Regions from separate parts of the Homo sapiens genome. Here region 2 is linked to region 1. A link is a loop called in an ENCODE intact Hi-C map of the cell type or tissue named here. Cell type or tissue: endothelial cell of umbilical vein. All regions are shown on one strand. Each heading gives the region's core, and the rest is flanking DNA. Links, peaks and the distances in the headings are about the cores only.

The links. A loop is a pair of places that touch in the nucleus more often than their neighbours do. Peaks named below come from ENCODE experiments on the same cell type or tissue, not always from the same donor. Only the 100,000 strongest peaks of a DNase experiment are listed, where the experiment ranks them.
Region 2: it touches region 1 in a loop (2.1-fold over the local background); 9 of 110 quality-filtered maps call a loop at or near these places.

What each region holds. Positions count from the first base shown.
Region 1 is chr4:139,909,777-139,918,650 of GRCh38, forward strand. The region is part of intron 1 of MAML3 (mastermind like transcriptional coactivator 3); the gene reads right to left. Among named protein-coding and RNA genes, the nearest start is that of MAML3-AS1, 210 kb to the right of the region's middle. In endothelial cell of umbilical vein, for the core only: no CTCF peak of the experiment used is centred there; a DNase peak (open chromatin) is centred at 4,035; H3K27ac peaks cover 459 bases.
Region 2 is chr4:139,984,868-139,993,741 of GRCh38, forward strand. All of the region lies in intron 1 of MAML3 (mastermind like transcriptional coactivator 3), which reads right to left. Among named protein-coding and RNA genes, the nearest start is that of MAML3-AS1, 140 kb to the right of the region's middle. In endothelial cell of umbilical vein, for the core only: no CTCF peak of the experiment used is centred there; a DNase peak (open chromatin) is centred at 4,704; H3K27ac peaks cover 588 bases.

The DNA.
Region 1 (8,874 bases), core at 660-8,659:
TGGTGAGCCGAGATCACCCCACTGCATTCCAGCCTGGGCCACAGAGTGCGATGCCGTCTCAAAAAAAAAAAAAAAAAAAAAAGATAAGGCCGTAGAAATGAGGCATCCAGCCATACACATGAGTCTGCCTGAACAATATATAAGCACAGAAGTTCCCTAAGAAAGTAAATGCATAGTTGGAAATGAGTCCTGTTAATTAAATGAGAGGAGTCAGCAAAGAGATAAAAAAAAACAGTATTGGTGAGAGATCAACATAAAACATCATCAAGAAAGTAGGACAAAACAAAGAAGAATAATTTGTGGTCAAATTTGTAGTGTCAGTTGCAGCTCTGAAATGAGAACTAAGAGACCACTAGGTTAGTAACCAAGTAATTCACTGAGAATCTGAGCGAGGGTTCCTCTATGACACTCAGCAGCCTCAACATCACCTGGGAACTTGTTAGAAATCCAAATTATCGGCCAGTCCCCAGGCTTTCTGAATCAGAAACTCTGAGGGTGGGGCCCAGCACACTGTGGTTTAATAAACCCTCCAGATGACTGTGATGAGTAGAATCCTTGCACAAGAACTGTGTTGTTTGTCCAACATTGCTGAGAGGATGCACTGTGCGATACTTCAGTCACTAGCTGCATGTGGCTACTGAATACTTGATATGTGGCTAGTGCTACTGAGGTACTGGCTTTTAAATTAAATTCAAATTTATTTAAATACTGAGGTATTTATTTTTAAATAAATTCAAAGTAGCTACATGCAACTAGTGGCTATTATATTGGACAGCACAGTTGTAGAATAGTACTGTAAATGAATGCCAGTTTTTGGTCAGGGAACTGAGGCAAATGGAGATATTAGGAACAAGAATGGAGATATTAGGTGTGACTCTTCTATATAAGAAATCTTGTTGCAAGAAGGAAAAAAGGCATCATAGGTTGTATGTCATGAGGTGAAGTTAAAGGCTTTTTCAGGAGAAGTAAGTTCTGAGTGGGTGTGAAGGAGAAGGGAAGTCAGGAAGCAGGACCTATTGACACTAAGGAAGGAAGGACAAGTGAAAATGTGTGTTGGAAAGTCCGAGAAGTATAATACAGGCATACAGATATATATAATTGTGGTTAAAATATTAGTAAAAGAAAATTTACCATCTTAGCCATTTCTAAGTGTACAGTTCGGTGGCATTAAGTACATTCACACTGTTGTACAACCATCTCTCCACCATCCACCTCCAGAAATCTTCATCTTGCAATACTGAAACTCTGTGTTCATGAAACAACTCCTCATCCTCTCCATTCCCCGGACTCTGGCAACCACCACTCTACTTTCTGTCTCTATGAATTTAACTACTCTACGTACCTCACATAAGTGGAATCATACGATATTTATCTCTTAATGACTGGAATATTTCATTTAGCATCATGTCCTCAAGTTTTGCCTGCATTGCAGCATGTCAGAATTTCCTTTTTTTTTTTTGCGATGGAGTCTTGCTCTGTTGCCCAGGCTGCAGTGCAGTGGCGTAATCTCAGCTCATTGCAACCTCCGCCTCCCAGGTTCAAGCAATTCTCCTGCCTCAGCCTCCTGAGTGGCTGGGACTACAGGCGCACACCACCACACCCAGCTAATTTTTTGTATTTTAGTAGAGACAGGATTTCACTGTGTTGCCCAGGCTGGTTGTGAACTCCTGAGCTCAGGCAATCTGCCCACTTCGGTCTCCCAAAGTGCTGGAATTACAGGCGTGAGCCACTGCGCCCAGCCCAGAATTTCCTTTTTAAGGCGGAAAAATATTTCATGGTATATTGCTATGGTCTAAATGGTTGTCTCCTTGCTGAAATTCACATGTTGAAATCCTAACCCCCAAGGTGAGGGTATTAATATTAGGTAGGAGGTGCAGCCTTTGGAAGGTGATTAAGTCATGGCAGTGGATCCTTCATGAAAGGTAGTGCCCTTATAAGAGGCCCCAGAGATCCCCCTCACTCTTTCCATCATGTGAAGACATCGGAAGAAGACAGTTGTCTATGATCCAGGAAGCAGGCCCTCTCCAGACAAGAATGTGCTGGCACCTTGATCTTGGATTTCCCAGCCCCCAGAACTGTAAGAAATAAGTTTCTGTTATTTATAAGCCATGTAGTATTTGGTATTCTGTTACAGCAGCCTGGAAAGACTAAAACATATGTACATACCACACTTGGTTTATCCATTCATTCATTGCCTCCACATTTTGGCTATTGTGAATAATGCTAGTAATGCATGTGGGTATACAAATATCTCTTGTAGACCCTGTTTCAGTTCTGGTGGCTAAATATCCAGAAGCAGAATATTGGATCTTATGGTAATTCTGTTTTTAATTTTTTTTGAGAAACTGACATACTGTTTTCCATAGTGGCTGCATCATTTTACATTCCCATAGAGGTGCTTGTTTTTGAGACAATGAGGAAGGGCATATCAATGCCATCAGAAGAGTGATTAAAAAACAAATGTGGGGGAGAGATTTGTTGAGATGGAATGGGGAGAGGTGGAGACAAAGAAGTTTGGCTCTAATAGTCTTTCTTTTCTCAATGACCTTGACACAAGGTTATCATCTCCAAGGAAGAACACTGCTAAGGAGGAAAAAATAAAGGTTGAGGAGAGAAGTAAATGAAGGTTTCGTACAGCTAGTCCGTTACAGGAAAACAGGTAACATTCTGAGCTCTGAAGCAGAAGTCTAGGCACTGTTGTGGGTTAAATTGCGTCCTCCCCAGCAAAATGATATATTGAAGTCCTAAACTTCAGTACCTCAGAATGTGACTTCATTTGGAAATAGGATCTTTGCAGATGAAATTCATTAAGATGAGGTCATACTGGAGTAGAACAGGCAAAACCCAACACAGCTGGTATCATCTTATAAGACGACAGCCATGTGAAAACACGAAGACATACAGGGAGAGTGCCGTTTGACGGCGGAGGCAGAGACTGGAGTTACGCAGCTGCAAGCTAAGGAATGCCAAAGACTGCTGACAAACTTCTGGAAACCAAGAAGAGTTAAGGAAGGATTCTCTGCAGAGTCTCAGAGGAAGCACGGCCCTGCTCACCCTGCTGACACCTTGATTTTTACCTTCGAGCATCCAGGACTGTGAGACAATCCATTTCTAGTGTATTAAGCCACCTAGTCTGTGGTATTTGTTATGGCAGCCCTAGGAACTAATATAGCCACAGGGCATGAATCTGCAGTAGGACAAGGTCATCCTATGCCAAGGCCAAAATGAGTATTTCCAAATTACTGTGCATCCCACCTGTGAGCAATATGCTTCCTGACACACAGTGATAATGTAGGTAATAAGTCAATGTAATACATATTTTGAATCACAGTCCTTACTAAAGGGTTTTCTTTCTGTCTTTTCCAGGCATAAATGAGGCATGCATATGAACACACTAAATTGTATGCTTCTAAGAACCAAGAGGGGAGAAAAAAAATCTCAGTATCCTGGGGCAGAAATATGTGGAGTAGATGTGTACAAGTAATGCCTTAGTGCTGTCATCATCTGGAAGTTCTGGATTTTATTTCACCTAATTTGTCCCCTAATTTTTTTTTATGGATTATAATCCTAAGTATGGCTCTTACTTCACCTGTAAAAGTCAAAGACATATCTAATTTTTAAAATTTCTAAATCTGTCTGCTTTTTCCTTTTTCTGACTTTGGTCTTTGTCCTAAGTGCCAATGATTTTTGGATAAAAAATCCAATTATTTTCCTACTTTTACACTTGAGTTTCATGGGGGAAAAGTCAGCATTAATGGTCTGGTGATGAGTGCGAACAGATGAAGCCATCTAAGAAAAAGCTGTCGGTTATGTACTCCTGGGTGACTCTCTCAGAAGCAGACGTTCAATGGCTGTGAGAGCAAAAGAACCAAGGGGCTGTGGGGGTGTCAGCGCTGCACTGATTTCAGTGCAAGACAAGGGTTTAGGTCCCGCATAACATCTTAACAGAAGACTACGGCGGGCGCCCCTTGGAAGGGTAGCTCAGCTATTGCTGATATGGAAGCAGTGTGGATTATTTGGTTAGGCAGAATAACCTTGAACATCTGCCAAGTCAAAACACAAGTCATAAAAACAAACACAAAGCTTTCCCTGGCTGCCCACTTGCTCTCTGCCTTTAAAATATTTCTTGCTTTTGTTAAAATTCACCTTCATCCTAGTAAAAGAGGAGGAAAAGAGTTGTGAACTGCAATTGTAAAGAAAAAACATCCAGTGATAACTACATTAAAATTTTTTTTTTACAAGAAAGTATCCAGTAACAAATTGTTTCCCTCCTCCCTTCCTTCCACAGCTCCTCGTATATATATTTTTAAAAGCATTTAGACTTTGGCTTTTTATGAAAGGCATACAGTAAAAGTATCACAGTTCCAAAATTCCAAAGCAATTTCACAATCATAATGAAATGAGGGAGGAAATGGTTTTGTGAAGGTCTTAAAAACAATCACCCCACGTTGCTATGTGAAGCATCTTTATACATTATAAAGGGCTCGGCAAAAATTAGTTCATTCATTCAACAGGCACTCATCGAGCATCATTTATACACTAGGACCTATGTAAGAAGCTAGGGATGAATAAGACACAGTCTGCCTGGTAGAGCTCACAACAGAGGGAGACAGTTATTATTATTATTGATTATAATGTGGCTAGGCTTCTCCTGCCCTATTCCTACCTCCAGCCCCCAGGAACCTTGATTTTAATTCACAAAGCGCCATATTGTGGGGAGGAAAAAAAAAGAAAATGACCACAGTAAATCCTGTAAAGGTGGCAGGTCTCTCCAGAAATAGAGCTAGACTGTGAGCTTAGACCTCCTTTAAACTAATGGCAAGGAAAGAAAAGAACACAGCAACATGCCTAACCCAGATGTACCAAACCCGACCACAACAAACAGCTAGAACTAAATGAGAGAAATTCAACGTTAATTGGGAGAGAAAATGATGGAGAGGACAAAAATCAATTAAAAAGGAAGATGAAACCAACTGGAATAAAGTTAAACACATCTTTCCCTCCTTGTCTTTTTCCCCAGAATTGCCCCAGAGTGTCACCTGAAGAAAGACGTTACCTTCAGCTCCACTGGAGACTTTGAGGTTTCACAGACAAAGGGAGCCAAGTCTGGAGTGGATAACCCAATTTCCACATGTTTTGGTTTTAATTCAGATGAGCCAACTTGAATATCAAAAGTCAGGTTTTTTTTTCTCTGATGTGATTTTATGCCTGCTTAAAACCAGTGGCTAAGGAGAAAGGGCATATACAATGAATCTAAAATCATTCAATTACCTTAAGTCAACCGGGAGGCTTATATTTACTGAAAATAGGCATTCAACTCCCATATTACAAAGACATGCAAATGACTCCCATGTTGCAAAATATTCTGGATAGTTTATTACTGCTCTCTGTTGTTGGAGGAGCAAGGAAAAAGGCTTGAGAGGCTGATCAGGAAAATACTACATTTGTCAGTTGGCAACAGCAGCAGGTTAACACAGCCTCTTGAATTAACAGCTCACAGGAAGAGAAAAAAACCAACTCCTCTTTGGAAGCAGATTCATGCTGCAAAATTATCCAAGTTAATTTCCTTCAGTTAATTATGTCAGTTTCCTTATTAGCAAAGGGAGATGACCAAGTCTAGTCTCTATCTAACGACTCAGAATGATGAGGTTAGCTGGCCCCATCTCTATGTTTAAACCTAACGTTCAGACAGAGCCTCATAGAACCTCATGGGCAGAACTTGCCCTAACCAGTATTTAGTTCTGCTCTTAGTACTGTTTAACCAAGGATTCTCTCAGAAATGTCCGTGTAGGCTACGATTGAGATCTACTAATGGCTAAGTTACCACACTGCTTCATCTCAGAAACCTGTGTGTATGAATCCAAGGTACGAAAGCATCCAGTATCCCTTGTAAGTCTGGTGGCTAAGCAGCATTGGCGGGGGGGCGGGGATCCTCTGAACCCACTATAACATGGCACCTTATATGGAGTGGGGGTTCACAGTGAACATGCCCTGACCTCCTCGTTATCTTAAGCAAAATTTTGGGGTGATGAGGGGTAGGGATGGGGACAGGAATTCCTCCGGAATCACTCTGGAATCCGGGTCCAAGCCAGAGTAACCCTGCTAACACAGACGAACCAAATTTACTGCTACTCAGACTGGCCCCAACCATTTATGCACTCCTCAACGTTATCAGCAAACAGCAAGCTTTTCTTGTGTGTGCATCCATTAAATACCAGGCAAATTCAAGATCTTTTCTCTTAATTCCCACATCAACCACGCAAGGTAGGTTAATAAACATCATTTACACAAATGAGGAAACTGGGGCTCAGGGAGATTAAACAAATTGCCCAAGGTCACACAGCTAGTGTGAGATTTGAATTCCAAAGCCTGTGCTTCTCTGTTACAAGCCTCACCACTTGTGAATAAAATGTGTTTCTCATTTCCAAACTATTCCACAGCCTGGCTCCTGAGATAGGAAAAAAAGGAAGGCATCCTCAGAACTGCTTTCTCCCCTCCATGATTGGCTGGCATATAAGAAGTTACTCTCTGAAACTGGATCTCCTATGAGGGCTGTTGTTCTTTCAGCCGTTCTCAGAACATTTCTGCTACTGAGTTACTGAGTTATAACTATACATTGGCCACTAACCCAATGCCAGCCTGATCCTGAAGAGAATGGTGTTGGTGACAGCAGGCCACCTGTGTGGGGTCATGGTAATGGCTAATCCTACTGGTGACCACTTTCCAGGGATATCACTACTGAAGCGCCGATATAAGGACACATTTCCCAGGAAACCAATCCTGCTCGTAAGCATGTATGCTGTGCTCCAGGTGGCCATGGCCTCAGCACTTAAAAGTCGAGAGGGCCACCAACCATGGTTCTATTGCAAGAGTTGTAAAAATTTGCACTCGGCAGCCACTGCCTTCACCCAGGTCTTTCTATTTTTCTTTATTAATAGCTTTACGTTTCCTCTTATTCATAAGATAAGGCTAATATTGCCTAGTTCAGAAAAGGGTTGTAGGGGTTAAATAAGGTACATAAGCAAATGTATCCACCAATGGTACTTGAAGACTTTTTGTAACTTTCCTCTCCCATTAACAATTTTATAGTGACTTGCAGGGATTTTCAAGTGGGCGTTCTTTAACCTCCCGTACAATACCATAATAAAATATAGAGATAATGCAGATATACATTTCTTAGATGACAGAACAAGGGTTCTGTGACATTGATAATGCTGAATTTTTAAACTGGAGGTTTACATAAAAATGGATTTCCAGAGTTCTGAGAATGCTAGAAAACTGTATGCAGAATTTTGTGGGTATGTGTCTTTTTCAGGAAAGAAGGTCCAAAGCTTTTCTCAGATTCTCAGTGCGGCCCATGACTCTCCAAAAGTTCAAGAACCACTCTCCTGTAGGTTAGCAGTAGCAAGATTTGCTGGGCCTAGCTGTAAAGTCTTGCATTTAAGGCAGGAAAACCTGTCTCATAAGCAGTTTTGTTTTCCTTGAAGTTTGAAGCCGTGTGCTCTTGAAATTCTAGGTTGCATTAAATGTATGTATGTTCTCTGAGTCCAGGGAGACATAGTTATGCTCTGAACTGATGCCATCCAATAAGGTTGGCTTCCATTCTGAAATGATCACTCTCATCAGGTGGCAGGGCAGCAAGAGGGTAGTACCAGGGGAAAGAAGGCCCCAGAAACCATGTCAAGTGAAAAGGAGGCGAGGAAGCTGAGGATATTTTGCTAGAGAAAGAGGAGAGTTGAGGAGGGGGAATGCCACAGCTCCTCTTGAAAAGGTAATGGTTTGCTATGTAGGAAGAGAATTAGATTTGATCTATGTAGCTCCAGAACATGGAACTAAGATCAATGGATGCAAGTAATGGGGAGAAAGAATTCAGCCTCTATATAAGGAGAAACTTTTAAAAAACGATTAGAGAGATTCAAAATAGAAAGGGCTGCCTTGTGAGGCTAATGAGCTTCCTGTCCCTTGAAGTTTTCATACCAAGGCTGCATGTTCATCTGTCAGGGATTTGCAAAGGGGATTCTTTATTGGGTGGAAAGTAGGAGAAAATGACCTCTATGATTCCTTCTAATTCCATGATCCGTCTATTAAGGTTTTATATCTCTTATTAAAATTTATAGTCAAAGACCCATAGACATCTTCCTTTACTTTACAGAATAGATACTTGAGGCGAGTCCCTTTATAAAGGGAATAATCAGACTTTCTCTTTAAGTTTTGATTTTTATGTATTTTGTTTTCTCAGAATGGGTCACACCTATGTTCGGACGCTGTGTCTGTGTGGCCAGCACACACACCTTCCATCTGTCACCTTTTCTGAGTCTCCCCTGCCTGCTCCCTGCCTGGACTCTTGCGCTATTGTTCCACTAGCCGTTTTTCCCATCTTACCCTTTCCAGTCTACTCTCCACCAGCATCCAGAGTCACTGTTGAAAAACATTCTTCAGAGTATGTCTTTCTGCCTCAAATCCTTATATAGACTCCCATTTCTCTGAAAGTCAAACTTGCCTAAGAGGCGCTGGATGGTCTGGTGTCTCCCAGCTCCTTCATACCCTTCTCCCCTTCACCACCACACTCCAGGTGGCCGCGCTGGCCTCTCCGAGGGCTCTTCCCCTCCTCTGCATCTGCACCGGTGCTTCTCTCCACGTGGAACACGCTTATCCCAGCTCCTTGCTGGGCTTATTGTCATCCTTCAGATTTCAGCTCACATCTCTCCCCAGAAAGGCTGTTCTGACCACCCTGGCTCAGTCAGCTGCACCTCCCACTTGTACTTTATCGTGTCCTTCTGTTTTGTCTTTTTCACACCACTGATCACAATTTATAATCATTTTGTTTCTTCCTTTTTCCTTGGTATTGTCTTCTCCCATTTGAGTGTAAGCTCC
Region 2 (8,874 bases), core at 308-8,307, 75 kb after region 1:
AGCAACAGCTAGGTTAGTGTTTGATAAGTAACTGAGCAGTATAGCTCCATCAAGTTGACACATAAGACTAACCATCACAGATGGTATAAATGGAACAGCAAACACAGAACAAGACAGCTGTTGCAGCTTTCTGCAATTTAATATGGCAAATATAGATTCTGGCAGTTTTTGATTAGAGGACATTCATTATGACATGGAAACACCACTAGATTATATTTTCCTATACACAAAAGTTAGCTTTTCTTTAGCATAGTAAGACATCCTCAAAGACTATCTCTGAAAGTTTTAAAAACAGGCCAAGCTGACAGAGTTTTAAAACTTTCCTAAAAGGTGACAGGTATTAGCACAGCACAAGCCAAGTCTAGAAGTAATAAAGTTGATCTTTCTTACAGGCAACTATTTTAGTTTTCAATGCCAATGACTCAAGAGTGAGCGTAGGAACATAACCCCAGACACAGAAGGAAAACCTGATCATGACCATGGAGCAGAGTTCTGGAGGAGGAATGCTCAAATCTTAAAGAGCTTCAAATCATAAAGTACATCACATGTTGGCCAATAAGCAGAAGGATTATTACAATAATCTATGCAACAACTGAAGTCTCACTGTATACAACAAAAGGTCAGTGCCTTTAGGTGTGCAAATTTATTTCCTTGAGCTAAAATAGATTGTAAGCAACAGTGAAACTTGCCCAACTAACTTGTGAATCACTTAAACCAGCTGTTTATGTCATTTAGCTAAGTAGCCCCAAATAAGGAATGCATAGATTCCTTATTTAGGGATTAATCTTAACAAAGATTAAGATTCTGTGCTGTTTAGGGATTGCCCTGTGAAGGGAGGTGCCCATGGAAAGGCTCCTTCAGAGGCACCACACACATGGCCATATTTGCCCTAGCCTGTGGGGAATTAGCTAGAATTCTACCATGTGCTACAGACACCAGGGAGAGTTTAAGCAAACCACACCAGAAGAGGAAACAAAGATCTCCAATGAGACCCTAATAGCAATTTCATTAAATAAATTTTGGAATGCAATCTCTTCAAGAGTGGCTATGGAAACAGACCAGATCTCTTTGCTGTCTCTGAGGCCATGCCTCGTCATTCTCTTCTCAACTTCACTCCTGCTGGCTTCCCAAGTTCACTAGGAGCATCCTCTTTTGCAGATATCTAGCCCTCATTATGTTTCTTCCAGCTCTATGGAAAGCAGGGTCAGGATAAGCAGAAGAGCAGACCAGCATGTGCTTTCTGCCTCCCATGGCTCTCATTGTTTCCTATGGACTGATAAATACAAACGGGTTTTTTCCGAGTTTCGTTGTGGACAGGGTCATCCCTTGTCATCAGAGTGCTGTCACACGTAGTAGTCATTTGTTTATTCTTCTTCTTTCAGCTGTCCTCCTCCTCCTCCTATTATGTTCTTGCTTGGGCTGAGTATCACAGTTCCTTAGCAAACATCAGGGACAGGCATATTTGCCAAGATCCAAGGATAAAGCATTTTGGAAGAAAGCCGAGAAAATGGTGTAGCCACTGAATTTCTGCTTCTTTTTATTTAACAGAACTACAGAACTACTTTTAGTCATTATCACTGGATTAAACACACACAAAACTGATTAGTTCTGGTTGTTATTCATTATTCTCCCACTTCTTGTTTCTAAAAAATCAGCATTACAAACAACTCTCCAGGATCTTATTCCAATCAACCTATCTCAAGTCTTACAATTAATATTCCTAATATAACCACTACACTGTTCGACTTACTTTTTTTTTTTTTAAGCAATGAAAACCAATGCCAATGAATCATGAATCTCTACAAAAATAGAGGCCAAAGAGGTGAACCGGAGAGCAAACTTGACATTGGAAAGCAAGAGCCTCCCTTGCCTTCCCCTGTTCACTAAAGCCAGTGGCTCTGGTTAACGCAGGAAACACAGTAAATACACAGTAAATTGTACACACAAAGCAGCCATCGGCAATTTGCCTGGTGGGGTTGGATAGCATGTGGCTGATAGGTCTCAGGAGATGAGGAACAAACAGCCATGATGGATTAAGTGATTGCTATTGGCTGTGTGCTTGCCCTGAATATTTCACCATGGACAGTAATCAATTACTAGAGACCAGTAATGATACCAATCAAATGCACTTAGCACTTCTGCACTATCAACCTGAGGGCTGCCGACCTGCCACTTAGAAAAGGTTTGGGCTGTGTGAGAAACGATCTGTGAGCTAGCCACTGTTCCCACTGTAGACCAGGCAGAAAAGCAGGCTGCTTTTTCTTCGTGTTAAAAAGATAAATGGATAAATTAGCCACTCACCTGCCCTACATTAAGGTTTATTTTAAAACAAGCAATAGTATCCCTCTCCCTCACTCCCAGAGGGAGGACAGTTTATAAATATTTTGGCATCATACGACGTCTCCTGGTCAGCAGTTTTTTGAAAGCAAACAGCCTCAAAGAAAATGACTGGGCAGAGGCCATGGTAAGGCAGAAAAACAGATGTCGATTGTTTCTGAATACTGCTGGTCACCATAGCATTGGGTTGTTATGATGTCACTTCTCATCTTTTTGTTCTGTGGTGGGAACGCCGTGCGTCATCACTGAATGTTCAGAATGCCTCTATCTTATGCCGTTCTTTATGGTGTCCATGAGAAGTTGAAAAAGAAAAATCAGCCTCTCTGTGTTTCTAGCATGTCAAAATATAAACCTGTTCCTTCTCTTCTTGGGGTGTGGCATCTTTGTTCTCCCTGCGGTCATCTCCATTTAGAAGATGATACTGTGTGGGAGTTCTCGGCATGAATCACAGAGCTGTCAGTACGTGGAGTCTGGTGCACCTTCCCGCCTGGCCACTTTGTTCAGCACAAGTCTTTCATGAAACAGTGGACTGTGGCTGGGCCCCGTGGCTCACACCTGTAATCCCAGCACTTTGGAAGGCCGAGGCAGGTGGATCACCTGAGGTCAGGAGTTCGAGACCAGCCTAGCCAACATGATGAAACCTTGTCTGTACTAAAAATACAAAAAAATTAGCCAGGCATGGTGGCGGGCACCTGTAATCCCAGCTACTTGGGAGGCTGAGGCAGGAGAATCGCTTGAACTCAGGAGGTGGAGGCTGCAGTGAGCTGAGATCATGCCACTGCACTCCAGCCTGGCAACACAGCAAAACTCCGTCTCAAAAAAAAAAAAAAAAAAAAAAGGAAGAAAGAAGAAACAAGAAACAGTATAATCCTAGCACTTTAGTAGGCCGAGGCGGGCGGATCACCTGAGGTCAGGAGTTCAAGACCAGCCTGGCCAACATGGCGAAACCCCATCTCTACTAAAAATACAAAAATTAGCCGGGCCTGGTGGTGTGTGACTGTAATCCCAGCTACTCGGGAGGCTGAGGCAGAAGAAACACTGAATCCTGGGAGGCAGGGGCTGCAGTGAGCCAGGATCGCGCCACTGCACTCCAGCCTGGGCGACAGAGTGAGACTCCGTCTCAAAAAAAAAAAAAAAAAAAAAAAAGAAACAGTGAACTGTCCCACCATTACTACTTTGAAGGACTTTTAGGCTTAACAATAATGGGAACTAATTGAAATGGGGGAAACGCCTTAGAAGAGTTGTCCCACACTTAATCCTTGAGGTGTATTTTTTGCTGGGTTTTAACAGTTTTTCCAGACAAGCAAAAATTCCCGTTTCATGAGCTGGAGAGCACAGAAAAGTCTAAGTTCATTAAACGGTGCCATCCAACTGCCATTTACAGATCACTTCAGTTCTTTAGTTGTCCCATCGTAAACTTATATACAACAGGGACAGGAAGGGGCAAAAGAGGGCATTTAAGAGAGTAGAAATATTTGCATCTTGACTGGGGTGGTGGTTATAAGGGTGTATGCATTTGTCAGAACTCAAACTGTGTACTTAAAATTGGTGCATTTGTTGTATGTAAACTTCATCTCAATAAAATTGAGGTTAAACACTCTGGACTAACAAGCAACTCCCAATTAACAAGCAAGATCACTGGCTGAGGAAGTGAGAAGGACGTGTCCTTATCTTACTTACCCCTGTTAAACAGGGGGCAATCACTTTCAAATACCACACATTCCTGAAGGAATCACCCTGCTCTACCCCTGCTCAGCATCATTGATGGAAGTGACTGCTCACTGTTGAACCTGCTTCTTCTCTTGATTCCTCGCAGAGGCAGCTGCTGGCTACAGACTTACTAAATTGCAAGTCGCCTCAGTTGGCAGAACTGCCCCTTCTCGACGATTTATAAACTCTGTCCATCGAGAGCACACTCCAGAGACAGGGCTCTGGACGGGACAGAAGCAGGAATCTTGGCCAAGGATACAAAGCTTCCAGAACTACCAAAGGCATTGTCCGCCAATAAAATACCACTCTGAATGGACTCATTCATGTCCCATTAACAAAAGTGTTGCTAATAATAGGTGCCACCTTACTTATGCTACAAGGGCACTGTAAGAATTAATGAAATAATGAGGTCTCTGGAGCACTTGCCCAGAGAGGCGGCCAGGAAAATCAGAACCATCGGCCTCCCCTGCGGCAGCATCTAAGGATGAAACACGCCCGACGGCTTCTGCTGCCTTCTGCCTGATCTTCCTCCCTATTACCCGTATCATGCAAATCTGGACAAAGTTTTTGTTGAACTTGCCACTGAATGTGTCTAACCTTTCAGCTCAGCCATCTTCAGTGTGGGATGCTATGACTCACGGTCCATGAGTCATGGAGCCCACAGGAATCACAGTGAAGCCCAGAAATGCTGCCTGCTTCCTATCCCACATGCAACACCAAGCCATTGGTGAAAAGCCTCCTCCTGTTTGTCTTCCTACCCAGGTGTTTTTGTCAGGCTACCCTTCTTCACTGAAAGCCAAGGCCTTTAAAGGATTGGATAGCAGCAGGGAACACGTGAATATATTCATGCCGTAGCCAGTAATTTAACAATTTTATTCATCCAGTCTCTGCCCTTGGTACCACTGCTGACCCCTGCACCCCACCACACACAAACAAACACACACACACACACACACACACACACACACAGAGAGAGAGAGAGAGAGAAAGAGAGAGAGAGAGATTCACTTCCATCACTTCCAGAATAATTTAAATATTTTAAATATTAAGTATCTTTAAAGTATATTGTCAGGTAAAAGAAAAAAATCAGGACTGTAAGAAAAGAAATAGGATGGAATCAGAAGAAATTAATTGTTTTGTTTTGACAAAGTAATCTTGATTTTTTTCACTTTTCACATTTTTCAGAGTCTGAAGTATTGCTGACTACAACCTCTATAGAGTCATACAGACAACCTCACTATAGAGAAATCTTTACATTTACTTGAGAGGCTTAAAATAACATGTAAGAAAATGAAGTGGGCTTCATTCCTGGGATGCAAGGCTGGTTCAATATACGCAAATCAATAAATGTAATTCAGCATATAAACAGAACCAAAGACAAAAACCACATGATTATCTCAATAGATGCAGAAAAGGCCTTTGACAAAATTCAACAACTCTTCATGCTAAAAACTCTCAATAAATTAGGTATTGATGGGACGTATCTCAAAATAATAAGAGCTATCTATGACAAACCCACAGCCAATATCATACTGAATGGGCAAAAACTGGAAGCATTCCCTTTGAAAACTGGCACAAGACAGGGATGCCCTCTCTCACCACTCCTATTCAACATAGTGTTGGAAGTTCTGGCCAGGGCAATTAGGCAGGAGAAGGAAATAAAAGGTATTCAATTAGGAAAAGAGGAAGTCAAATTGTCTCTGTTTGCAGATGACATGATTGTATATCTAGAAAACCCCATCGTCTCAGCCCAAAATCTCCTTAAGCTGATAAGCAACTTCAGCAAAGTCTCAGGATACAAAATCAATGTACAAAAATCACAAGCATTCTTATACACCAATAACAGACAAACAGAGAGCCAAATTATGAGTGAACTCCCAGTCACAATTGCTTCAAAGAGAATAAAATACCTAGGAATCCAACTTACAAGGGACGTGAAGGACCTCTTCAAGGAGAACTACATACCACTGTTCAATGAAATAAAAGAGGATACGAAGAAATGGAAGAACATTCCATGCTCATGGGTAGGAGGAATCAATAACACGAAAATGGTCATACTGCCCAAGGTAATTTACAGATTCAATGCCATCCCCATCAAGCTACCAATGACTTTCTTCACAGAATTGGAAAAAACTACTTTAAAGTTCATATAGAACCAAAAGAGAGCCCGCATCTCCAAGTCAATCCTAAGCCAAAAGAACAAAGCTGGAGGTATCACGCTACCTGACTTCAAACTATACTACAAGGCTACAGTAACCAAAACAGCATGGTACTGGTACCAAAACAGAGATATAGATCAGTGGAACAGAACAGAGCCCTCAGAAATAAAGTCGCGTATCTACAACTATCTGATCTTTGACAAACCTGAGAAAAACAAGCAATGGGGAAAGGATTCCCTATTTAATAAACGGTGCTGGGAAAACAGGCTAGCCATATGTAGAAAGCTGAAACTGGATCCCTTCCTTACACCTTATACAAAAATTAATTCAAGATGGATTAAAGACTTAAACATTAGACCTAAAACCATAAAAACCCTACAAGAAAACCTAGGTCACCAAACTATTTCTAATAATCATGAATCAACATGTGCTGAAAAGATGTTGAATAAGAATAGTATTTACTAACTTTAAATGGTAATACTAATATCATTTAATACATATTTCCAACATAAATCTTGTTCTTGAAAATATTATTATTGAAGGTTAAAAAGTTACTTCTGTGCCAATAGATTTTCTTTTGAAAAAAATTGTTTTACTGAGGTAAAATTTACATATAAAGTCCACCAGGTCAGATGCAGTGGCTCACACCTATAATCTCAGAGCTTTGGGAGGCTGAAGCAGGGGGATCATTGAGCCCAGGAGGTCAAGGCTGGAGTGAGCCATGATCATGCCACCGTACTTCAGCCTGGGTGACAGAGCAAGATCCTGTCTCAGAAAAACAACAACAACAAACCATCTATTTTAAGTATATAATTAAAAAAAAAATTTCAAGTGTACAATTCAATACATTTGAGAGCTTTGCAATCATCACCACAATCCAGTTTGAGGACACTTCCATCACTTCAAAAATGTCTCATCATGCCTGTTAGGGTCAATTTCCACTCCCACAACCAATACAAAGCAGCCCCAGATCAACTTTGTGTCTCCACAAATCGGCCTTTTCTAGACATTTCACACAATTGGAATCATATAAATGTAGTTTTTTGTATCTGGATTCTTTTAACTAGCATAATTTTGGGGGGTATCCATCTTGTAGCAGGCATTGAGTTCCTTATAACTGCTGTGAAGTACTCCATCATATGGCTGTATCATATTTTATTTACTAGTTGATGGACAACTTGGCTTGTTTCCAGTTTTTAGCTAAGAATGATTCTGTTATGAACATTTGTGTATGTTTCTGTGTGGCTATATTTTCATTTCTCCTGGATAGATTCCTTAGAGTGTCATGGCCTTAGAGTAGCATGGCTGATCCACACGGTTAAGTTTTCCTTAGAGTTTAAAGACGTTGTCACTTTTTTTTCCCAAAACGGCTGTGCCATTTTACACTCCCAACAGTAATATATGAGAATTTCAGATTCCACACTTTTACCAATACTTGTTATTGTGTGTCTTTTTTTGTTTTGTTTTTGTTTTTTTGAGATGGAGTCTCACTCTGTTGCCGGAGTGCAGTGGTGCGATCTCAGCTCACTGCAACCTCTGCCTCCTGGGTTCAAGTGATCCTTCTGCCTCAGCCTCTCGGGTTCAAGTGATCCTTCTGCCTCAGCCTCCTGAGTAGCTAGGACTACAGGCATGCACCACCATGCCCAGCTAATTTTTTGTATTTTTAGTAGAGACGGGGTTTCACCATGTTGGCCAGGATGGTCTTGATCTCTTGACCTTGTGATCTCCCCACCTCGGCCTCCCAACCTGCTAGGATTACAGGCGTGAGCCACCGCACCGAGCCTATTTTGTGTCTTTTTAAATACAGCCATTCCAGTGGTGTGAAATTGTGTCTCCTTGGATTTTAATTCACATTCCCGTAACTAGTAATATTGAGCACATACTTCATGTTTATCTGTTTTGGTGAAATGTCTATTTAAATCTTTTGCTCATTTCTAATTGAATTGTTTATATTCTAATATTTGGCTGCAAGAGTGTTTAAAATATAGACATACAGGGCCAGGCACAGTGGCTTATGCCTGTAATCCCAGCACTTTGGGAGGCTGAGGCGGGCAGATCTCTTGAAGTCAGGAGTTGGAGATCAGCCTGGCCAACAGGATGAAACCCCATCTCTAGTAAAAATACAAAAATTAACCAGGCATGGTGGCACACCCCTGTAATCTCAGCTGCTCGGGAGGCTGAGGCAGGAGAATCGCTTGAACCCAAGAGGTGGAGGTTGCAGTGAGCTGAGATGGCACCACTGTACTCCAGTCTGGGTGACAGAGTGAGACTCCATCTCAAAAAAAAAAAAAAAATAGACATACATATATACACACATATATTACATAGATACATTCTGGATAAAAGTCCTTTATCAGATATATAATTTGCAAACATTTTTCTCCCAGTATGGTTCTTTTCTTTTCTTTTCTTTTTCTTATCTTTTCCTTTTCTTAATCTCCTCTTCTGATACTCAAAAGTTCTTAATTTTGGCCTGGCGCAGTGGCTCACTCCTGTAATCCCTGCACTTTGGGAGGCCGAGGAGGGTGGATTGCCTGAGGTTGGGAGTTCGAGACCAGCCTGGCCAACATGATGAAACCTCGTCTCTACTAAAAATACAAAAAAATTAACTGGGTGTGGTGGCGGGCACCTGTAATCCCAGCTACTCAGGAGGCTGAGGAAGGAGAAT